Linked DNA regions of Mus musculus: region 1 is linked to region 2. A link is a loop called in an ENCODE intact Hi-C map of the cell type or tissue named here. Cell type or tissue: heart. All regions are shown on one strand. Each heading gives the region's core, and the rest is flanking DNA. Links, peaks and the distances in the headings are about the cores only. Region 1 overlaps Gpd2 (glycerol phosphate dehydrogenase 2, mitochondrial). Region 2 holds the start of LOC105244150.

Region 1 (8,000 bases), core at 1-8,000, 170 kb after region 2:
TGTTGTTTCCATAAACAAAGGTTTATGCGTTGTTATTAAAAAAAAATTCGAAAGAGTGAGAACCTTGAACATGGCTCATCCTGGGGATTGTAGACCTATATTACATGCCTTAGTATCCCTCCCCTCTGTTTCTGAGAGTGGGTTGTGTGGTTGGTTTTTGTCAATTTGGCTTAAATCATCACCTGGGAAGAGGGAACCTCAATCAAGGAATTGCCTCCAGCAGACTGGTCTATGAACTTGTATGTGGAGGGCCCAGTACACTATGGGTGGTCCCATCCCTTAGGTAGGTGGGTCTCTGCTGTATAAAAAAGGTGGCCGAGCAAACCAGTCTTCTGCTGCGGTGGCTTCTGCTCTGAGTTCTCTCCTTAGTATAAAATGAAATAAACCCCTTGCTCCTGTAAGTTGGTTTTGGTCAAGTTTTTTCTTTCTTTCTTTCTTTCTTTCTTTCTTTCTTTCTTTCTTTCTTTCTTTCTTTTTAATTACAGCAATAGAAATTAAATTGGAAGAGTGGGGGAAGCTGCATTTCAAGGTGTGAAACTGCAGAAAGCTAGCTCACTGCTTGCTAGACTTTGGAAATGGTGTGATGCTGCAAATCTCTGACCATTTTGGAAATCTAACTTTCAGTTGTTTTTGTTCCCCTCCCTCCCTCCCTCCCTCCCTCCCTCCCTCCCTCCCTCCCTCCCTCCCTCCCTCCCCCTCTCTCTCCCTCCCTTTCCTTTCTCTGTACTCCAGACTGTCCTAGGACTCTGCCTCCTTCTGTCTTCTGAGTGCTGGGATTAAAGGTGTGAGACCCTAAACCTGCCCTTTTACACATTTTTTTTTAAATTTTTTTATACATTTTTTTTAAAAGATTTATTTATTATATATAAGTACACTGTAGCTGTCTTCAGACACTCCAGAAGATGGCATCAGATCTTGTTACAGATGGTTGTGAGCCACCATGTGGTTGCTGGGATTTGAACTCTGGACCTTTGGAAGAGCAGTCGGGTGCTCTTACCCACTGAGCCATCTCACCAGCCCCCTTTTACACATTTTAATGGAGCAATTTCTTTTGTCAGGGGTCAGGCAGGCAAAACTTCAAATTGTTGGTGTTAGGGGTTCATATAGTCCAGACTGACTGCGAGTTAGCTAGGTAGCAGAATTTCTGATCCTCCTGCCTCCACTTCCTGCATCTGGAATTAGAGGCATGCACAGCCACGTCTAGTTTAAATTTCAGATATTTTCAAAATTTGCTTTGTCTCTCATAAACAGTTATCTATTTAACTAGGTTCTACCTATTTATTTACTTAACCTTTAGACATTTTATATACCAATGGTTTATTCTATGTGTATGGGTATTTTTCCTGCAAAGGTCAGAAGAGGGTGGAATTAGATACTAGTTAGTTGCCGTGTGGGTGCTGGGAATCGAACCTGGGTCCCCTAGAACAGCAGTAAGTGCCCTTAACTGTAGAACCATCACTCTGGCTTCATTTCACCTTTCCATTCTGCTTATCTTCCCGACCCCCCTTCTGTCCATCATATTAGGTTGACTTTGTTTTTTTTTTTTTTTTTTTTAAACTATTAACAAATTTAGTTCTCTGACAACTTAATACATGTGTATAGTGCAGTATGGTTGCTGTTTCCTCTTGTCTGCTCTTGTCTCTTACCATTATCAACCTTTCTTCCTCCTGACTCATCCATTCTTTGCCAGTTTCATAGTTTTTGTTTTATGGCCCATTTTATTTAATCAGGACTTCTTGTGTGACCATTGGGCAGGACTATCCACTGGAGCTGGTGGGGTCCCCAAAGGGCTCATAGCTATCGCAAATGATTTCTCCTTTCCTCTGAATCTATCAGGAAATTCTGAGTTTTCTGTTTTGATCTGTGTCTAGATTGAGTTGCTACTGTCTTTAAGATCCATCTGGGACTTTGCCTATCACCGTCTTCTGCCTTGTGCTGATCTTGAGCATCTGTGGAGCCAGCTGAAGCCTTGGCTCTGATGGTGTGGTCTGGACTGTATTTATCTGGTGGTGTGGTCTGAGTGTCCGGCTGTGACCCAGCAGATAATCCCCAGCCCTACACAGTGGTCAGGAGTAGCTTGCCAATTTCCTGTACAAAGTAGAGACCCTTTCTTCCGTCTCAGCTCTCAAAGGCTGAGTTCTTTGTTTTACCCACAGTGGATAGGGATAGTCCGCACCCTTCAGAAACAGTCCCAGCTTCTGAGCCCACCGAGATAGATACATTTAAACAGTCTGCTGCATTACTGGTCCATGAGTGTTTATCTTAATTTTGAATCAACCACATCTTTTTAAAATAATTTTGTTTGAATAAAGAAAGGAGTTGTTTACAGGTGGCTGTGCAGTGTCACATCAACTAAATTTTTGTTATTTATAAGCATGTATGTGTGTATGTATGTGTGCATTCGTGTCTCTGTGTGTACGTGTGTGTGAATGTGTGGCCGTAGTACGAAGGCTGAGGCTACAAGTTTTTATCATCACATTTAGCTTTTTATGTGGATTCTAGGGATCAACCTTGGGTTGTATGATTTATACTTTTACTTCCTAACATACTTTCCTGACTCCCAGAATTTTATTTATAGCAGTAACCTGATAACAAAATATCAGGATATATATGTATATATATATGTACAAATATTTACAGACTATAGACTCTTAAGCACTGCAAGAATATGGCAACACATACAAAACATTCTATATAATTAACCTCAGGTTCCATTGACTATCGTGTTGTTTCTGTTGTTTTGTCTACTGATAACCCCCTCACCCCCACTTGACACTGGCTATTTTTATAGTAACGAGGTGAAAGGAGGGAATGATAGCAGCACCTCTCATTTCTTGAAACTATGGTATTAACTTTTAAAGACCATTTTATAGCCTTAATATTGTATTGTATGTATATCTAACATAAATGTGTTAATGATACACACACACACACACACACACACACACACACACACATACACACACACTCTACAGTTATATATTTGTTATATATTATCCATTTCCTAATATGAGGATAGACAGAGGCATTAAAATAACCAGTATGTAATATTTTACATGCCAAAACAAAGCTAACATTCCCTGTCAGACAGTGCCAGGCAAAGTGTTGGATCCTCACCTTGGCTCGTCTTGGCTGCTGGGCAGCATCACATGGGTCTTGTCCTGGAGAGTTCTTCATGAGAACACTGGGCCTTGGTGTAGTCTTCTTTATTAGTAATGGCAGTAGTTCTTGGAAACCCAAACAAGTGCCCGCGGGTTTCTAATGAACGAGGGTCCCATCTTTGTGTACAGTTTCATCTTTTCTCATGCAGCATTCACATTGAGTGCTTGTGCTTATTACAGTACTAAGGCACAAGGGACCTTAACTTTTTGACTTGTGTGTCATGGTCTTGGTGTCTCTGATTATTTCATAGCAATGACTTCTGCTTTCCATTTAGCAAACCTTAGCAATTGTATTTCTAAAAATCTATCCTAGTGACATGATTGCAGATACAGGGAATTTAGAGGAAAGTACAATCTTGCAGCTCAATCTGTAAGAGTGAAAAAAGAAACTAAGCCAGATGTTCAAAATAAGGAACTGAATAAATAAGTCGTAGCAAACGTTTAATGTAATACTTTCAAATGCTTTTAAAATAAAATTATATACCATATTTATTGATGTACAAAATGTTTACAATAAGCAGTGTTAAATCGAATCTTTGCAAACCTGTACATGTGCACACATACAGGTTGTAGACGGGCATGGAAAAATGTGAACGTTTAAACACCCAGATGTCAATGGCGGTTATCTCTGAGTGCTGTAATTACAGGCGGGTATTATTTTGTTCTCTTTGCATCTCTGCATTTATTATATGGAGCTTATTTTCGTGCATAGTAAGATAATCGGTAGAAGGTATTAAAATATACTTCTGTTCTATTCCATGTTGTGAGAGTTAAATGTCATACCATTTCTCCCTTAAGTTTGTAAGTATTCCCTTGTGTGCATCCAGCTGTCTTGGTCCATGAGTTGATTTAGTTGGAGATAGCTAGACAGCATCACTTAGTCCAGAGGAGCTGGGTTTCGTGCTCGCCCTCACCCTGCCTGGAAGGTATGCTTTCGCTCAGTGTGCTGACCGATGGGTGAGGATGAATGGAAGGTAGATTTTTGCATTGACCAGATTCTTTACAAATCACCTTTCTGCCTGAGACTTCACTCAAAATTGTATCGCTGCTGTGGAATTCCTGAAACCACCCTTAAACATTTATAATACTACTAATAAAACCCCTCAGATAGAAAGATGCTAGCAGTTGGTCTTGTTTTGATTCTCAACAGTGGTAGGGTTTATTGCTTTGCGTTATTAAATACATGAATAAATAGCCTAACAAAAAGTAAGGGGGGGGGGGAAGCGAGAGAACTAAACACCTTCTTAAAAAACCTTGAACTGGGGACTGGAGAGAAGGCTCAGTGGCCAAGAGCACTGGCCGTTCTTCAAGAGGACCCGAGTTTTATTCTTGGAACCCGCATGGCAGCTCCCAACCACCTGTGACTTCCCGGAATCTGACAGTATCTCCTCCTCCTCCATGGCATCCAGCACACATATGTTGTATATACACACATGCAGGCAAAATGCTCATACACATAAAATAAATAAATAAATATAAAAATAAAATCCTTGAACCTAATTACTGGTCTAGGATGTGGAGATTCGTCTTTCTTCTCTGAAGGACAGTCATTCGTTCCCAGCCTTCTCAGCTCTCGGCATCTCAAACGCATGCTTTTGATTTCATCATACCTGTCTTATGTAAGAATGCAAAGCGCAAGGGTTGAATGCCGCATCAAAAATGCCACTTAGTTATTCCATTAAGATAAAGAGGTCCCGCTCTCACCTCTCCTAACTTATCCTTAAGTGAGAAGTCGAAGCTTTTAATTTAAAATCTCTGATAAGGGAAACATTAGACTTAAAAACAAACAAACAAACAAACAAACAAACAACCAGAAAATAAATGAAAAAGCAAGTTGGAGTCCAGTGTTGAGAACACATAATACCCAGCCTTGGAGGCCGGTTCAGGGAGTGTTTCCTGCTACACAGAGGGCCACACAGGACTAGTTACAGAGAAGCCTAACATACATAGTGAGGTCTTACCCCTACAAATCAACACACAAGCACACCCGCACACACTCATGCATACACCCGCACACCCACGCAGGACCACTCCCACACAGGCATGCACCCCGCATACACGCACCATAAACATTTTAGTTAAGTAATCAATGAATGTCACACAATCAGCTGTGGCTTCTGGTCATGCTTTGACTTTGTGTTACTTCTTTTCTTTATTCCCATCCTGCAAAATTGAGAATTTCAGAACACTAGATACGTGGGAGTCAAGGTTCTGATTTTTTTCTTTCTTAAGTAGTTTAAACAACTTTTAGTTGACATGTTGGTTTTAATATACTGACTTAGTAGTCATTTTGGAGACTACGTTTGTTGTCTGCTTTGGGAAAAGTAATCACATCTCTTTTTCAGAAATTCGACAAGATAACAGTAGCAGAGGAGGGCTTGGTGTAGCTGAGTGGCTTATTTTAAATTCCATTGTTACTTACAATGGTTTTTCATGTAAATACATACAAATAACTTGTTAAAAAAAGTCATGGCCGGATAAAAGCGGCGTAAAGAGCTTGACCTAGCTGGGCGTGGGCCTTTAATCCCAGCACTCAGGAGGCAGAGGCAGGGGGATCTCTGAGTTCAAGGCCAGCCTGGTCTACAAAGTGAGTTCCAGGACAGCCAGGGCTACACAGAGAAACCCTGTCTCAAAAAACCAAAAAAAAAAAAAAAAAAAAAAAAAAAAGAGCCTTAAATATATCCTAGAATACCCGCCTGCCGTGGCTTGCTGATTCTTGTAACAGCACACAGAGTTAGGGAAAGAAACATCTACCCTGACAGCAAGGGTCCCTGAGACCCCTGCTAGAGCTGCCTCCTGAGGCCAGGTTCCTCATTGCCTTGGCAACACTGTGAGCCTCAGGTCTGCTAGTAGCAATCCCCTAGCTCCATCCCTCTGCCTTCCCTCAGAGAAAACTTTATAGAACCTTCATCAGCTTTGTCAGCTTAAACACTTCAGTGATACCCTTGTCAGGAGACATAAGCAGTGTCTCTCCAAACAATCTCTCAGAACTTCTAAGGAAAAAATAAGATTAAAAATTGCTTTAAAAAAAGTTGCCCAGGCAAGCCCTGGTTCCTGGAAATGGGCACCCAGGACAGGATCGAGGAGGACTGGACTTGCAGGCCTCATGCTTATTAATGTAACGAAGCAGCTTCACTGAAACTGGTCTTAGATGTGAACTGTGTTCTTAGGGGCATTCCCTTTTGAGGCTATCCTGTGATTGCTGCTGTGGCCAACGGTGGCCTTCAGAACACGATTCAAAAACCCCAGTGTGGGTGAAAAAAAAGCTCCTGGTCACTTCCTCGCAGGACAATCACACATACCCTGCTTTCTCTCCAGCCCCTCAGTGACAAGCAGCCTGCGACAAGGCTGGAAACTTCCAATCCTTTGCCAGCCACCCACCCTCCCTCCATCCTTCCTTTCTTCCCCTCCCCTTCATCTTTCTCCTTCTCTCTCATCTTCTATGGCTCCACAGTCTTGGGATAGTGTGGAAATGAACAGTTCCCCAGCCTCTGCACCCTAGCACCCTAGCACCCTAGCACCCTAGCACCCTAGCACCCTAGCACCCTAGCACCCTAGCACCCTAGCATCCTAGCATCCTAGGACTGGGATTACAGGTGAGGTTAGTAAGTTCAGCTTGTCTCCTTAAGCTTGCCTAAGCTTACCTACCTCCTCAGCCATTCCTCTTGAGCAAGACTCTATGAACTCAGCTTTTGCTGAAGGCTGCTTCTCCAGAAGTGATTAAAAACTAAATCGGGCTGCCAAAGAGATGGCCCAGCAGTTAAGAATGCAGACTGCTCAGGTTCTGTTCTTGGCACCCACATCATGGTTCACGACCACCCATAACTACAGGGGTATTTTGGATGTTTTATGCATATTTGTGTGTGTTTCTGGGTGTATGTATGACCGCTTCTGTTATTGCGCATATTTGTGTGTGTTTCTGGGTGCATGTATGACTTCTTTTGTTATTGCACACATGTGGTGCACATACATACACCCAGGGACACACACAAATACACATAAAATAAAGTAAGTAAAATATGGAAAAGACCTGCCTGCCCCCTCCCCCCACAATGGTCTTCACTGTTCTTCACACAGGAATTTTTGTTACCAATAACACCCCTCCCAGTTTTAAGTGGTTAAACAAAAATACCCATAAGAATCCCTTCATCTCATTTGGGATATTTAGGAGGCACGGTGAGTGAGCCTTCTTGGGTCTGTGGCTCTGTGTGTACACTGGCAGTGTTTCTTTGTGACTCACGTGGTGCTGGCAGGGGCAGTTTCCCTAGCTGTTGGACTAAGGCCTGATGACCTGTCACTTGGGGCCTCTTGGTTTCTACAGAGACCACATGATAGTTTGCTTCACTGGAGCAAGTGCTTGCATGGGGGGGGGGGGGACTGAGGTGAGGGGAGGCATGGGCTTACTGAGTTACTCTGCTCTCCTGCTGGGGATGGGGCACTGCACACAGTACACCCTCAGTGAGGGCTGTCTGGGAGGTCTGAGATCACAGCCTCGAGGGCTTTTGGGGTTACCCAAATAGGAAGCTGAGGGTCTTGTCCTCTCAGCTTCACTTTCCTTCCTTTCCTGCTACAGGCAACCTGATGCAGTAACTGTGATGCTAGGGTTTAAAGAGAGGCATATTTTAAATAATGTGGCTCCTAAATACCATCTGAAAGTCAACTCCCTCGTCTGATCTTCAGCTGCAGAAAAAAAAAGGGACTAATTTAGAATACCAAAAGATCTCTGTAGGATTTACTAAGTAGAGGTGGTGGCGTGTGTGGAAGAGGTCGGCAAATGTTATTTTGAGGATATGCAGTCCGGGTTTCTGCCCTGAATTCAGGTTCTAATGTGGAGTAAGA
Region 2 (16,164 bases), core at 5,002-13,001:
TCCTCCAGAGGGCTAACCCTACTCCCAGTACCCCCGTGAAGCTGGCCAGACAGGCCTCTTCGGGTTTCTCTCAAGACCAGGAAGGGACTGAGGCCAAGGGAGAGCGACTTTGTAGGGTCCCCTTCTTCTCCCAGGACAGCGCTCCTCCTCCCCTTCTCCCGAGCGTTGGCTCGCTCCCAAGCTACCCGGGCGAGCGGTGTGTGTGTGTGTGTGTGTGTGTGTGTGTGTGTGTGTGTGTGTGTGTGCGCGTGCGTGTGTGTGTGTGTGTGTGTGTGTGTGTGTGTGCAATATACACCTCGGCCCCCTCTCGGTGATCCTAACACCCCGGGAGAACACCGCGGAACTCTCGGGGTTGTGGGGTTGCTCATTCCTAGCCTGCACCTCCGCCTTTGCCAGCTCCAAGCTGAGCGAGCCTGTGGCTGCAGAGGCGTTGCCATCGGGTGCCCTGCGGCTGCCCAGACAAGCCGCGGGCTCCACTGTGCATCGGCCTCCGGGAAACCTACGTGACCACCTTAAGTTTCCCCCAGATGTTGCGGCTGCCTCTCCAGCTGCTGCCGCTACGGCTCAGCGGTGCCCTAATGGGCGCGAGGAAAAAAAAAAAAAAAAAAATCCAGGAAGTGGGGGTGCAAGAGGGGGGCAGGGTGAAGAACAACTTATTAGTGTGAGCTCGGCAGCGTCAGCGCCCCGTGGGCAGGAGCGATTCCACGCGAACGAAAGGGAAAAAGTGAGAGTTTGGAGAGCAATGGAGAAGGAAGGGGTGGGGGTGGCGGTGACGCAGGGGCGCAGGCATTGACGCACCGGCCAGGCTGGGCCCAAAATAGAAGCAACTCCAGCTCACAGGCGCCCTCCCGGGTTCCCTTCCCCTTCCGTGAGGGAGCAGGGTGCGGTCACCAGGAGCTTTCCTTGATCCTCGCGGTGGGCCAGGTTCCCGGCAGCTATCTTCAGACAGTCGGAAACCCAAGCTTAGCGACACTGGGGTGGAAGTTATTATTTTTTAATACAGTTCCAGGAGAGCGGGTATCAGGAGTTTAAGGTCGTAGCCACAGACCTCCCTACACAAAAGCGGCTAAGTAGATATGTTGCCCTCTGCAAGCTTCTCTCCCCGAGTCATTAAAAACACATTCAGTTTAGGTTGAGTTGAGTCTGGGGACATTTTAAAAATGCTCTCCTAGAGTGAGGAAAGAGGGCCTGGAGTTCTTATACTGAACACCAAGGAGCAAGCACAGTAACGAGGGTTTTTCTTTAGCAACCTCCAGTGCTTGGTTTCCTGATAAGAAAAGCCTTTGCTCAAGGCTTGTTATACCCAAGATCAAAAGGCAGAGGTCTTAGCAGTTTACTACAATAGTAAGTGAGAATAGGGTAATTATAATATGTAAATGAGAGGAAGTGAAGACTTTTTTTCATCCAAGTGTGAGTTTTCCCTCTTTTCAAATTTGCGTTCAGCTTCCCTGGATGTTACTACGACTGAGGAAAGATTCATAAACTCATTTAAAGTAATTCTTGGCTGGGACTATTCTACGGTTGGAGTCTGGCATGTGCTCTAGGTGCACACATCGGAAAGTTTAAAAGGGCCATGATCAAAACCTCAGTCCGCTGTCCCGTTCCCCCGCCCCCCCCCCCCCCCCACACACACACACACTTGATTGGAAGGGACGAAGCTGCAGGAGCAAAGACAAGGTCTGCAATTGACTGATCTTGTCAGTAGGGGGCCTGACTCCACAATGTTCAAGAGACAATCTCCCACACAAACACACAAGCACGCGTGCTTCACACACACACACACACACACACACACACACACACTTAGCTATTTACTACTTAGGCTAACTAAGCCTCGGGAGAAAAGTCTGCAGGCCCAAATGTTCATATTGTGTTGGAATTCATAAACAACGACAACTCTTTTATTTTTTCTATATTCTCCAAAAGGGAAACAGTTTAACACATGGAATTAGGTTTACAATGGATTTTCTTTATTTCCTCCTGCCCGTGTTTAACTCACTGTTAGGTCACAGAGGGAAAAAAACCAAAATGGTAATAAAATCTCTCATTTTATCTCAAAGCAGTTCAAATTGGCATATAGTTTGGAAAAATGAAAGCATGTTTTAAAATCCTATGATTACATGTTTAAATAAATTATAGTTGAGAAGAGAATTCCTGTGGGTATATTTGCTAGTACATAAGAGAATGCTTTTGTGCATAGAGGTTTAATTACACATATAATGGAATCAAAATGTAGAATTGAACAACCTTTCAGAAAATGTTAAAACGATGCTTTAGGCTAAAAGAAACTGAAATTCTACATTTATATGGCTGCAACTCTTCTGCATTCTTACACATAAATATTTCAAATAAAGTATTTTATAACTCAATTAAAATGACAATAGTGTTTTTTTCAGGGTTCAGAGTCTGTTAGAACTTTAAATTATTGCCACGTTTAAATGTGTAAAGTTTCCCCATTAATAAAGGTCTATTTTCTTAATAATTTAAAATAATGGAAGCAAAGAATTAATGCTATGCATAGTAGGTCCCCCTTGTGTAAATTATGTTATTGCTATTAATAAATATAATGATGAGACCTTAAAAAACATTGATGAAGGTAATGCTGTTATATTACTTTTCATGATACTAGCACATACTAAGCCATACATATCTGCTTGTACATAAAAATATATTTCCATTAAAAATCAGTATAAGTGAAAATAAACTCACATCTAAACCTATGTATTTTATTTTTTGCATGGCTAAGCAGATTATACTTAATAAAACTGAGCTCTTGGTATAATTTAGAGAGCAAACATAAGTGTAATCCCATCGGATTTTCTATTTTAATGCATGGGGGAGAGGCCTCTGGGGGGTTGATTTCAGAATTCTCCCCAAATGAATTCAGAGGTCTCACAATGCAAATACAATGAAATGGACATACCTGTTATGCCGTGTTGCAAGAGTTGAGACAACTTCAAGATATATATATTTTTTTTTACTGTGTAGGTATTGGAACTTATAAGCATTGAAGTGAGATGTGTTTTAAATTATGTTTGAACAAACCCACATTCACAGTCTTTGTTGTTATTTGGTAAGCAGTCTTCCAGAAGTGACAGAAAAAAAAATGAATTTTCACTTTAAAACATCTGGTTCTCTAAAGATAGAAATTAGTATTAAAGATGTTTTATTGTTTTGCTTTTGCCATTTCATTTGCAATCATGGGCTATTAATCAACCAAACTGCCCCTTTCCTACGGGACACTTGGAGAAGTCAACAGCTTCTCTGATATCCACATAGATACGGGCAGCTTTTATTCAGTTTTACCCAGCCTGTTTTTCACCAAGACCATGGGTTTTTTAAATGTCTTACTTTAATTCAGAACTCAATTCTAGAAAATGTGTAAAGATGTGCCGAAGTAAACAGCACTTTTTTCTAGAAGCTTCTACTTATAAATTAAAATCATAAAACTGAACATATGGTAAAGCCTCATGCCACTCAAAAACTATTTTACATAATAAAAATCTTTGGGTTTTTTTTTTCCTTAATACTTGGCTTACAGTGGCCCTCTCCTAATACTTGCTTTTATAAAGATGACTTAATATTTTTCTTATGAAAAAATTCTTTTTTATTAAAAAGAAGAATACTTTTGGTTTTAGAATTTATTTGCTCATTTCAGTAAGCATTGGAGATATTAAAACACATTTAAAATTCTGAAAACAAAGTTATATGCTATTATAAAAGGCATCTGAAATTCTATCAACAGCCAATGACATTAGTTATTCTAACAGTATTAGATAAAATTCTTTAAACAGATAAAATATATTCTTTAAACACAGAAAATATATATGTTTTCCAATAGTTCTATGTAAATCTCAGACAGCCAGTTTTTGTTCTACTTTTAATAAGAAAATAACCACATTTTATTTTTTACTCTCAAGCTAATTGGTAAAGAACCTCTTATTTTAATGAAAAAGAAAATAAGGTATTGATATATTCAACAAAGACATATATGCCCTTTTCTTCATCATAATTCTCAATTATCAAACTTACAATTTGAACACTACAAAAGTAACTTATAGCAAGGACCCTTATAGTGATAAGAAATAAATCTAATTACCATATCCTTTGAATAGATGTAATATAAATTTCATTGCTCACTTAAAAGTTCTAAAGTTAACAGCATAAACTTGAAGTTGAGTAATTATGTAATCCTTATATAGACACTTATTAAAGTATTTATACATATTATCTTAAATCTACATCTATCATTTTGCCAATTAAAATTAGGACTTTAATTGCAATTAAGTAATTTAATTGCCAATTGAACAGCAAAATTGCTAAGTGACTAATTTTAATGCCTATTTTAATTACCAATCATGACTGGGGAGGGAGCTAATCAAGTTACATCAAGCAGTACAGAGTAACGATGTGAAAAAAAGGAGAACAAACACTCAAGGCTACACGCTTTTAAAAAAGAAACATAAATTAAATAAATGCAAACACAATCTGATAAATGGATAAAAATACTGTATTTCAGTATCTGAATACAGAACATGAAAAAGAACAAGGTTAATTAAAGAAAGAGCGCCTGTCAATCTTCAGTCAAAGTCAGGGCAACCCAAGTCCATTTTTATATGGTGTCTGTATGGCACTCATACCAACCCATATACAGACAAAGCTGCATGCTGAAGAGGATGAGAGACCACTTCCTGCTTGACTGGGGTAATGTGACACAGGGCCACTTTCTTTTCTAATGAAATGCTCATAAAAGAGAGAAACAAGCTTCCAATGCAACAACAAGGGTTTTGAGTTTGAAAACAGACTCAAGTGCAATGGGGTCCACACTCTTTCCTGATGACTCAACCCCACTTAGCTGAATGGAGAGTTTTTACCAGAATCCTAATGCCTATTTCTAACTGATCACATGCTGCCTTGAGAAAACCATAAACTTAGTAGAACTTAAAGATCACAAATGTATCTGTAAGAAGAAAATGGAAATAGAATTACTTAGTGCCATCAGAAACACAGAAATATTTTCTTGGCCAACCCATGCATATTTTTTCAAAAGTTTTCCCGACTAAACAAATTCTCCAATTAACAACATGGAAGGGCAACTCTGAAAAGATAAGTTTAAGTTTGGCCACTCAAAAGCAAAACAGAAAGGCATTTCCTAGTGGACAGGGCAGTGGCAGTTCTGGTCCCTTGGCAATCAGAGACATGATTTGGAATACAGTATACATCTATCAACTCTTTAAGTTGAAATGATGCCATAAGCTCTTAGGTTTGTGGCTGTGTACGTAGACAAAACCATGCCTAGTGTGTATCTGTAAAGGTGCCCGAGAGTATCAGTTCAATGTACACGTGAGACAGACAACTGCAGACAGACAGACAGACAGCACAAGAGTGGGGCTTGAGAGTTTGCTTCACCTCTGAGACAAAGCCCAGGAGGCCTCTTGGCCTGGATCTGAAGGAAGAACACTTTAATAATCACAGGGCTTGACAAAAGGTTGCAGTGTCTGCCCGTGACACTAACAGCTTTATAAGGCAGGTTCTGTGTGACTGATTAAGGGACACTGTCAATTCACAGGACATGAAGATGGAGTCATTATTGACAAGTTGACCCCTGGTCTGGGTTTAAATTCATAGAGTGTTGGTGCTACAGAACAAACTAAAACCTCACCTAGCAAAGATTATGGAAAACAACCCCAGCAAAGACTCTTGCCGGAAGGGAGACAGTCTAAGATGTTCTGTATAAGAGTCTTTGCTATATAAATAGGCAAACGGCGTTAGATAGGATTACAGAATGTCTGAACTAGCCCAATCACTGCTTCACAAACCATCAGCCATTATAAGGTGTGTGTGTCCAGGGGATGAGGGTGTCATCTTGGCCTTTCAAAATGATCCTGAAAGGACATGATATATAAACTTTTGAAATGTTAGTTATCACTTTCTGAAATGTATAAAACTAAAAATAAACACATTTTTAGACTGTTCATGTCTATTTTATATATTTTGGTAGTCTAGTCTATCGGTTCACGTGAACATTTTACATTTTGTTGAATGCAAAAAAAAAAAAAAAAAAAAACCCTAAACCCTATATATTATGTTTCTAGCTTTATGATATCCCTTCATAAGTAAAAGTAGACGTGAAATTAAAGTGTGAATAATACTTTAATTTGTAATCTTAGGTTATTCCTTGTCTTTTACTGTGATCTGCATCTGTGAATCAAAAATACAAGGTATAGTAAAAAGACAATCATGTTTATAATCCAAGCTTACAGGCAGTTACAACATTTTATTAGTCACTAGGTTTTAAAATCTAATGTGAAGTATTATTAAGCCATTCAGTAGGATCTAAATGATGACTTCGGTGTGTTGATACTGACATCCTGAGAAGAAAAAAATTATTATATTCACATTATATCCACAACCAAGGCTTGGATTAAGACACAGAGAAAGAGTAGGGTACAGGAACTGGTTTGCAGAAAGAATTCTAGTTAGTTTTAAGTTCATTGTTTCTTAGAACTGTTTTCTTAAGAGTTGAAGTACGATTTTGTTGGTTCAACGTGAGAATTTCATATATGTAATAAGATTTAGGAATAACACTGAGACAAATCCTAGGAGTCCTTGAATTTTCTGGCTTTGAAGTGTAGTGTTCTTATAGAACTCGTAAGTTTAACTAACTCCGGAAGTTGTGTTTTCCACCTCTCCACACCTCACCTGTTAGTAGGTAGAATGGCAATTTCCAAGATCAGTTTTGTTAAACTTTATCAATTATGCATGTCTATAGATGGAAGAGGGTGGAGGAAGAAGATGCAGAAACCGATTTTTACTGCCAGAATGATGTGATAGGGTCCCTCAGACTACCAATAGTTGATTATAGAATTTGAAATGTAGCTCTGTAACTCAATTTATACCACAGCAATCGGGCGATGCTATCTTCCTGTTGTTATAACGCATCAGGTCAAGGGATATAAATTGTACCAGGTAATTCATTTTGCTGTTCAGAGAGTCATTAGGTTCCTCCCAGAATATATATGATTGATATCCCTAGAGGTGAAAGGCTAAAGGAACCATATGGCAACATGTTGCATTCCGTATGTTATCTGCCCATCCGTGCTTAAGCTGCCATTAGCAACATCTGTACCTTACAGAAATCCAGCTGCGCCGACGACGGCTGACGAAATTGTACTGGGTGGGGGGTGGGGGGTGGGGGGGGGAGGGAAGATCTAGCTTAGCGCCATTAACTCCAGACTTAGAGTCTATCTACCAGGACGAATGGAAGCCTTCACAATTAGAGGAGACAACACAAATGCTTTATTAAAGTTTAATTCTGAACTCCCAATTAGCGAAAGTGCGTTACAAATCGATTGCAATTTCCTAGAAGACGCAGCAAAGTTCTCCGCAGCCTGCTTGCCTGCCACGTGCGAGGGGCTGCGGAGCAGCCGGAAGGACCGGGCTCAAGGCTGGCCTCCGGGGCCAACAAGTCCCTAAAAGTACCTGCCAGGGCGACAGTGGGGCTCGGGAGAGCCAGGGTGGGAGTCGGAGGGCCTCCGGATCGGGGAAACACGGGGAAGGAGTGGCCCGGGAGGGTTTAGGGAGGAGGGCGACAGGGTGCCCGTGTCGCGCCGGCCTCTCTGGACTGGTCTCATTGAAGTTTCTCTCCCGCTCTGGCGCTCCACACCCACTTCGGCTTCCTGCCCCGGCGCGGGCCACCGCGGGGACAGAAGTCGGGGAAGGGCCGCCCCCGGGCCTCCCGGAGCCCCCAGCCCGGTCCAATACACGTTACCTGCCCAGCGCTCCCGGCCCCAGGTCGCCGAGTCCCCGGGCGCGGAGTGGTCGAGCAGCCCAGCTCCAGCTCGTCCTGCAGTCCGGGCGCGCGGCAGGGAGAGCGGACCGCCGAGCTGAGCCCCGGGGCGGAGGCCGTGGCTGAGGCCCGCCACCCCCGCGGGGGGCGCGGGGCCGAGGGCGGGGGGCTGCCGAGCGGCCCGCGGAGGCCCCGGAGGCGCGCGCTCCGGTTCATTGTCGCCGCCCGCGCGCACCCCGCGCCCTCGGCCCCGCGGCCAAGCGCGTCAGCGGCCCCGTCAGCCCGGCCGGGCTCCGTGACGCGTGCAGCCGGCGCTATAAATAACCCGCCGCCCGCCCGGGCGCCCTGCCAGTGACGCCGGCCTGGCGGGAGGAGCGGCCGCGGAAACAATGACCCACCGCGCCCTGCCGCCAGGCCGCAGGCCCAGCCCTCCGCGCTCCCCGCCCGATGGAGGGGCTGCCCCACCCTCTAGCCGCAGAGCGCCAACCGGGACACCCCTGGCTCAACTCCTCTGCAAGTTCCAACCAAGTTGATTTTAAACGTTTCGACGCTTCTCCACCCCAACTCCCTCTCCACTACAAAGTCCAGTGTACTTTGGGGATAGGAAATTGTCAGTGAAAACCCCCAAATAAAGAAGAACTTGGCGTCTTAAATGTCTGCCCGAGCTACTTTTAAGCCACTGTGCCCCCCGAGGGTCCAGAAGAAGCAGCGAGGCCTGGGTTCCAGGACTCACCATCTCAGCCCCACTGTCCTTTCTTTACATCTTTGTGGCCTTCAGGATGGCGCAACCTGTTGTGATCTTCCAAGTCTGGTCCTTTGGCCGTTGGAAGTCCAGTCAAGGCTGCCATCTAAAGGGGCTTTCTCTGCAGGTAAATATTTCTGCAGACTTCCATTGCCATCTCCATCTTCAGGCGTTTCTGTCACAACACTCCCTGACGCGTGTCTTATTCATCAAGGTTCCCGTAGATGAATGAAGATCAGCTACTCTGCTGGAATTATCAATTATCAGTCGATTGAGACTGTATTCATTTTGCATTAATATTGATTGCATGTTCACATGTGTGTGCAAATGCGCTCACCTGCCATGGGCGCTGTCGTGGAAGTTACTTGATAACTTTTGGGTGTCTCTCTTCTGCGGTTTTGATTCTGAGTAGCCAACTCTTGTGGTCATCTCTCTGGCCCCTAAGACACTGTTTCCTCTGAGCCAAATGCCTCAGGCATAGGAACTCTACACTCTGGGGTGCTGATACATAGAAAATTTGCAGATCTAACCAGGAAGGTGAAGTGATGAGGCGTGGCCAGTGAATTACACGGGGTACAGAAACAGTTCTTAGTCAGAAATCAAGGCAAACTGGCATAGTGACCCATCACTGGGCTGGAAGTGGGAAGATCAGGAAGTTTGAATATTATGTCTTCGCTGGACTCTTACGTACCATTTTCTATTTGTACATTTTCCCCAAAAGTAAATATATTAGTACCACTTGAAGAAAGGAACCGAGCATATACCATTGCAGTTATTTAAGAGAGGAGAATGAAGGCCACCGTTGTTTCCTTTCCATGCTGGTAGCTGTGTTCACGTCTGATGCTATCCCAGGCCCTTGCAAAACCACTTTCTCGTGAGAGAAATGGGCAGATTATGCGTTATAAAGTATACTCGGACCATTTTCTCCTATTTTGTCCCAATCTCTTTTTCCCCTGGAAAGGAAATAAATTCTCTAGCTAACGCCTCAGCAGTGTTCTCACTGACCTTCCTAGACAATCGAAAAGAATGTGCCTCATCTCCTGTCTTCAGGTTGGTGAAAGAAAGAAAGAAAGAGAGAGAGAGAGAGAGAGAGAGAGAGAAAGGAAGGAAGAGAGAGAGAGAGAGAGAGAGAGAGAGAGAGAGAGAGAAAGGAAGGAAGGAAGGAAGGAAGGAAGGAAGGAAGGAAGGAAAAGAAAGGAAGGAAGGAAGGAAGAAAGAAAGAAAGAAAGAAAGAAAGAAAGAAAGAAAGAAAGAAAGAAAGAGAGAGAGAAAGAGAGAAAGAAAGAACATAAAAGAGAAAGAAACAGGACAGGTTTGGAGCCAAAACATTTGCTTCACATAGACACTGTTGAAGTGTGATCACAACTAAAAGTTAACCAATATTTTTTCCAGTTTCAAAAGCATCTCTGCCTCCTTTCCTATCGAACGCCTCATCTCTTCCTTAAGACTGTTTTAAAGTCTTTGTGCTGCCCGGAAGCCGCATCTTTCTTCTGCTGTTGCCACTGCCACTGTTTTAAAGTGATAAGCTTTTGCTTCTTCTCACTTTCAGTGTGATCTCTGCTAATCATCATCACTGTCCTTACACTTCTTCCTTTCTTAATGTTTACATTTATTAATTTGTCTTGTGCATTCATCATAGGAGGGGGCGGGGGGTGGGGGTGGCTCTGAGTCTTCTCTGCCAGCAGTATGGAGGTTAGAACGAATCGTTCTTCTCCAGGTGAATTCTGGGAATCCAGCTTCAGTGCTCAGGCTTGTCAGCAAGTTAACTTGACCTTCTGAGCCATCTCACTGGGGTTGTCCTTAAGCTTCTAGCAGAATGAAAATGAGCACAGCCCGAGTAAATATTAAACATACCCAAATTTCTTAGTGTTATGGTTTGCACCTGAAATGTTCCCCAGAGGCTCGGGTGCTGAAGGCTTCATCTCTGATATACATTGTGTTCATGGGTGGTGTCTTTGGGATATTATTATCACGACAGTACTGACACAACTACTTGGCTCATAGTTTGGTGGGCTACTGAAAGGTGATGCAACAGGAGGTAGGACCTAATAAAAGGAGTAGGTCCTTGGATGTCCGCCCTGAGGAACTATATCTTCCATGAAAATGTGATTAATATGCACTCTTGCCTTACCACTAGTTAATCCTGACCCCTCTTTTCTCCATCTTTGCTCTCTGGGTACCATAAGACAAGCAACCGCTTCTGCCACACACATTCCCCAAATAGGATATACTGTTTCATCTCAAGCCAAGAAGCAATGGCAGCATCTCCCCCATGGATTGAACTCTTTAAAACCTTGAGCTCAGATAAAATTTTCCTCTTCTAAGATGTTCAGGTTAGGTAGTTTGTTATGTACGGTAATGGTGAAGCTGAGTAACACAAAGCCACTTCATTCTAGAAGCAGTAGGAACACTCAAATAATTTCCTGAAAATAAAAACAATAATAGTGAAATCTTTGAAACAGAAGAATAGGAAATGTTTTATAAATATTTGGGTTTCTCTGATAGCATAAAGCTTATCACAGTTTTTCTGGTATCTCCCATTATTTCCAAAGTTTCTGCCTACCTAAGATTAAATCCGTCAGTGGTTTCTTCTACAATAGCGGTGTTGAAGAATTTATAAGAGGAGCTACTGTGCACTCTTGCTTTATTGCTCAGTTAATCCTGGTCTGTATTTAGAGAGAGGTGCCTGCCAGCTTGAGATCTCAAAGCAATGAGCACAAATATTTGCCAAATCCTGTGCAGTGCAGTTTTGGTGATTGACATGAAAAAATCACTGACATTGTAGTATAAGCAAATCTTAGCAACTGTAAGATGGATAAATAGAAGGTTAGCTAGATAAGCCACAAAGACTTTGAGTATTCCAAATGAAAGAGAAGAGACAACCCGAATTACAGAGGTACAAACTTTCTTTATTTAAAAAGACAAGTCAGCCAGATGTGGTAGCACACCCTGTAATCCCAACACGTGGCAGGTGGAGGCCTCCAGGCCAGGCTCCTGTACAAAGTCATTCTTGGCTACACAGAGACTCTGAAGCCAGCAGAAGCTGCCTGTCTCAAACAGCCAAACCAGTTGCTTGATCAATCAACAAATGGACGAGCAATGTTTGCAAAAATAAGTAAATAAATAAGGGTGACTACATTCAGAAAAATTGCAAAACCTAACGTCAGTGCCAAATATTGGCAGAGATGTGTAATTGACTTTTTTCATAAGATTGGCTAGATTTTAATGGTTAATCCACCAAGTTTTTCATTGTTGGGAAGCACTGCAGTCAATCAACTGTGTTAATGGTATAAATAAATAAACTGTCAACTTCAAACCATATTTGAAATCCTTCGTGAGGCTGAACCAGAAACATCGGCTTTGCCAGAATAATGCTTTGGGAAGTATGTACAGGTGGTTCTGGGGCCAGTAATTCCCTCATCTCCTAAGCGCCTTTTCAAAATTAATCTTTAGTGTAGAAAATGAACACATAAAAAAAAAAAAACAAGGGGGTTATACTTAAGTGAAATCAATAATCATGCACTATGTAGAAATAACCATTGTTACTCTTTGATAGACATCATTTGTCTTTTCACTTTGCTAAGTACATACATTTTTATCCAAATGTGCTTATAGTATACACAACTTCTTTCATGTAACAATGTATCATGAACATCTGCCTCCTGTGCCCCCAAAATAAGTCTTCATGAGGTTTCAGGATGATCCTAGGCCATGCATGTCTTTGCAGTCTTCCTCTGGTTTGCATAGCCAGAGCTGCATTTCCACAGCTTCCTTTTGGGCTGGTTTCCCCTGCATTAGACCAATCAGAACCATGAACAGAAAATGGAGTAAGAGAAAAGCCTTAGTCTTCTCCACCCCTCCCTCATGCCACAACTAAATGACTGGTGACCCCTGACTCTGGACTCCAGGGCCACAGCCTACTCCCTTAGTCCTTTTAGGAGTTCATCTTGTTTCTAACCACAAAGGGATCCTTTCTGGCTTCCCTCTTCAATTCCATGTTTCAGAGACTAGTGAAGTTTAGGGGTTTAGTTCCCCTTGCACTGACTGTAACAGCAGTTTTGTACTTTTCCTGGTTGGAGCCCAAATCCTCCTTCATTTTCGATGGAGAAGCACTGGTGATGTCATACACAGCAAAGCCAATTGGTCCTTGAATTTCATTTGCCAGAAGTTTGCTAGCATCTTAAATGTGCTTTTTAAATTAAGTGGCTTAGTCTTGAGAGAAGCAGAAAGAAAACTCACACACCTTAAAAAAAATCAATTTGCCAAGAGCGTAATTAAAAATTATAAACACAAAATATTGTGTAACTTTACTGAACATTAGTCAGAACCTGGTAAATCCTTAGCCAAGGCTCAGACATAAATTTTATGCTAATGAAAAGGGTGGCGTGTAATACCTGTCAAGGCTTAATTTACGTTACACATCTTCCACAAGGCCCACTCTTCTCCAGCTTATTTGTCAATGCTCACTGCATTGGGATCTGCTTCTCAGATCCTAAAACACAGAAAAAAAGCACAAGAATTTTGGATTAGTAGTTTGAAGCATCACATATCTCCAGAGAAGTAGTTCTACTCTCGAGGATATCTGTGTTTTACTTCTCTACATATTTTCTGCTGTTGCTTCTTTGCTTTTTCACAGCTCCTGAAAGAAACTAGGAGGCTGTTGTCACAGAAGTGGCAAGATCAAGGCAAACAGAAAGGGTCTGTAAGGGTTTCTAACTTTGCTTTATAAAGTTCTAAATTCTTAGAAGGAAGGAGGTTTTTTGATGTTTTTTGTTTGGTTGGTTGGTTTGGTTTGGTTTTTTTTTGGGGGGGGTTACTTTCTATTATGAGACAAGGTCTTATTAAGTTTCCTAGCTGGTTGGGAACACTGTAGCTCAGCAGGTCTTGAACTTGTGGTCCTCCTGCCTCAGGCATTCTCCTGAATAAGCTGTGGCACAAGGCTGAACCCCCACACCTAACCCTACACCTTTTTATGGCTAATGAAAATGAAAAACAAATAATACACATTTGTACACATGAATTCTCTCCTCACACACACACACACATGCTCATGCCACATGCCCACAATATCACACATGCATGCCCATACACATCTCTCTGACACTGCACACACACACACATCCCCTGACATCATAAACACACACATACACACCACATACATCCATGCACATGTATCACTCTGGTATCACATCATACCACACATACACACATCACACACATATCACACACACACCATAAACACACATTACACAAATACTGTAGACACATATCATGTACACATTACACACAAACGCACATACATACAACACTTATCTCCTTGACATCATATATTACATACATATAGGCATACATGTTATACATACATATCACACACACATACATTCATATAGCACACACACACACACATACACACACAGACATATATCACCATCCAGAAAGAAACTTTAAGCAGGGAAAAGGATTTCTCTGCACCTAGAAAAAGGGCCCTGGCGAAACAGAAGTACAAAATGAAACTGACAAGGATCCAGGTTACCTAAAGGACAAACAAGTCACTCAGAGCTGATACTCAAAGGAGTAATTATGAAAGAAGAGCCCCAGGGTAGACTTAGCAAAGGAGTCCCATGATCTCATGATTCGAGCATCCAGGTGTGTCCTGTGAGGCACCATCATGCAAATGCTACACATGCCGAATTCATTTGAATCAAAGGTAACGCTTATCCATTTCCCAACTGGCCAGACTTGATAGCCAAATCGACAAGTTAAACCATGCAGGAACCATGAGAGAGAGAGATATCACGTTCTGTTCTCTACACTTCAACATGGGAGAGGGTAAATTGACATATCTTCAACACGGGAATGGTAGACAAGAGAGGAAGAGGAGGTCAGAATATTAAACCCCTTTAAAGCTGGATCAAGCTGTTCCTGACAATACAGGTGAATCACTAGACATGTTATAAGAGTCAGTTTGTTGTCTTTCAAATGAAGTGAGTTTCTGTTGTTTAACTATGATGATCTCTGATAAATACACCTAACTTATTCCCCTACGTACTTCAGTCATGGTAAGCACAGAACTTACCTGTTAGACAAAATCAATGCACACATGTACTATTTATTTATTTGGCTTACTGCTGCTAAGCAAGGGAAGGGAGAATTCACATGATCACACGTGCCAGTTCTAAAGCCAATGTAAGTTCCTAATTTAGGTGAAAATTTTAACGTGGATGGGAATGTTCTTACTACATGGATAACAAACCCTTCTACTACCACAAGAAAACTGAAGAGTCAAAGCTGACCAGGTGACATATAACAGCTTTGCTCCCTATCTCTGACATCTTGGATGCTTCAATGGCATCACCTCCATCCTCCATCAGCTAACCATGGTCCCCTAAAATGGCCCATGCTCTAGGCATTGGAATCTCATGAACTCCATCCTCAGGGTACAATGGAATCCCATTACTGTTTAACTGTCAAGACCTAGCTGGAGCACACGGCCTCTGTGAATTCACCTGCCGCTAGCCTCACGCTGCCACCCTGCCTTCCCACTCCCATATTCAGAAGTGGAGTACTCCAGTGTTGCCTCTGTTTGACCTCCACTTAGGGCTATTTGTTTCTTCGTGAAACACTGTTTTAACAGTCCTCGATTCTGTGAAGAAGAGAGTTCTCTCCATCATCTTGCAGTTTTAAGCATCAGCTCGTTTAGCCATCATCAGTGGTTATCTGTTAACCGTGTCAATGAATAATTTAATAAATTAATGGACAGAGAGGCAGAAAGATGCACATTTAGCCAGGTGTGGTGGCACATACCTTTAATCTCAGCACTTGAAGTCAGAGGCTGGACTCAGAGACAGGGAGGTCTTTATGAATTTGAAGCCAGGCTGGTTTACATAGTGAGGTCTAGGACAGACAGAGCTACATAGTGAGAGCCTATCTTGAAAAATGAAAGAGAGAGAGAGAGAGAGAGAGAGAGAGAGAATACATGTATATAGCTGGGAGATTGGAGTCTAGCTAATCATTTTAAGTTAAAATACATATCATGAAAAGAATAAAGTACATTAAGTCATCATATAGTAGTATTCTATGTTTTATAAGCATGATAGTATATTATAAAGTGTAATAATTCTTATTTAAACTTGCTTAACTTTTTTCTCTGCATCAAACAAAATATCTTCTTTCTATTCCCTGTATTTTATTTGATATGCATGGCTGATTATTTCCCATATAGGTACAACATCTGTAATTGCATAATATTTTTTAATAACCTGAAACAAATCACTGGGTTGAACAATAAATAAACCCAGATCCTTAAAGAACTGGGTTAAGTACATACAGGAAAAATAAAACTCTCCCCACGTTGTACAAGCACATGCATGTACACACACATTCACACTCCTTAATAATTCTGTGGTTTCAGTATCTTGTGTAGGAAGAAAGTGCTGTCACTTGAAAAGGTTACAGTAATGGATGCTGTTCCTTACAGACCTGTATGAATCTGGGAAGGCTCAGAAACAGAAGGATGAGTGGGGTGGGAGGCGGAGAACGTCTGCACAAAAATCTATCCAGTTATTCCCATTTAGTATAGACTCGTACAGACTGTGTTATATGTAGGGAAACCTCTCTCTCTCTCTCTCTCTCT

The links. Peaks named below come from ENCODE experiments on the same cell type or tissue, not always from the same donor. Only the 100,000 strongest peaks of a DNase experiment are listed, where the experiment ranks them.
Region 1: a loop joins it to region 2, with 2.1 times the contacts of the local background. A loop is called at or near these places in 3 of 42 quality-filtered maps.

What each region holds. Positions count from the first base shown.
Region 1 is chr2:57,294,261-57,302,260 of GRCm38, forward strand. The region is part of intron 3 of Gpd2 (glycerol phosphate dehydrogenase 2, mitochondrial); the gene reads left to right. Among named protein-coding and RNA genes, the nearest start is that of Gpd2, 60 kb to the left of the region's middle. In heart, for the core only: no CTCF peak of the experiment used is centred there; DNase peaks (open chromatin) are centred at 3,141 and 7,421.
Region 2 is chr2:57,116,058-57,132,221 of GRCm38, forward strand. It overlaps LOC105244150, which reads right to left and starts at 8,637. Exons shown (of 3, transcript XM_017319363.1): 1 at 8,551-8,637; 2 at 8,051-8,257; 3 at 7,277-7,949. The coding sequence starts at 8,637. The coding sequence ends at 7,473. It overlaps BB557941 (expressed sequence BB557941), which reads right to left. Exons shown (of 3, transcript NR_040356.1): 2 at 12,926-13,023; 3 at 11,420-12,320. It also overlaps a transcript of Nr4a2 not described here. In heart, for the core only: a CTCF peak has its summit at 8,246; DNase peaks (open chromatin) are centred at 7,644, 8,134 and 8,554; H3K4me3 peaks cover 2,648 bases; H3K27ac peaks cover 2,212 bases.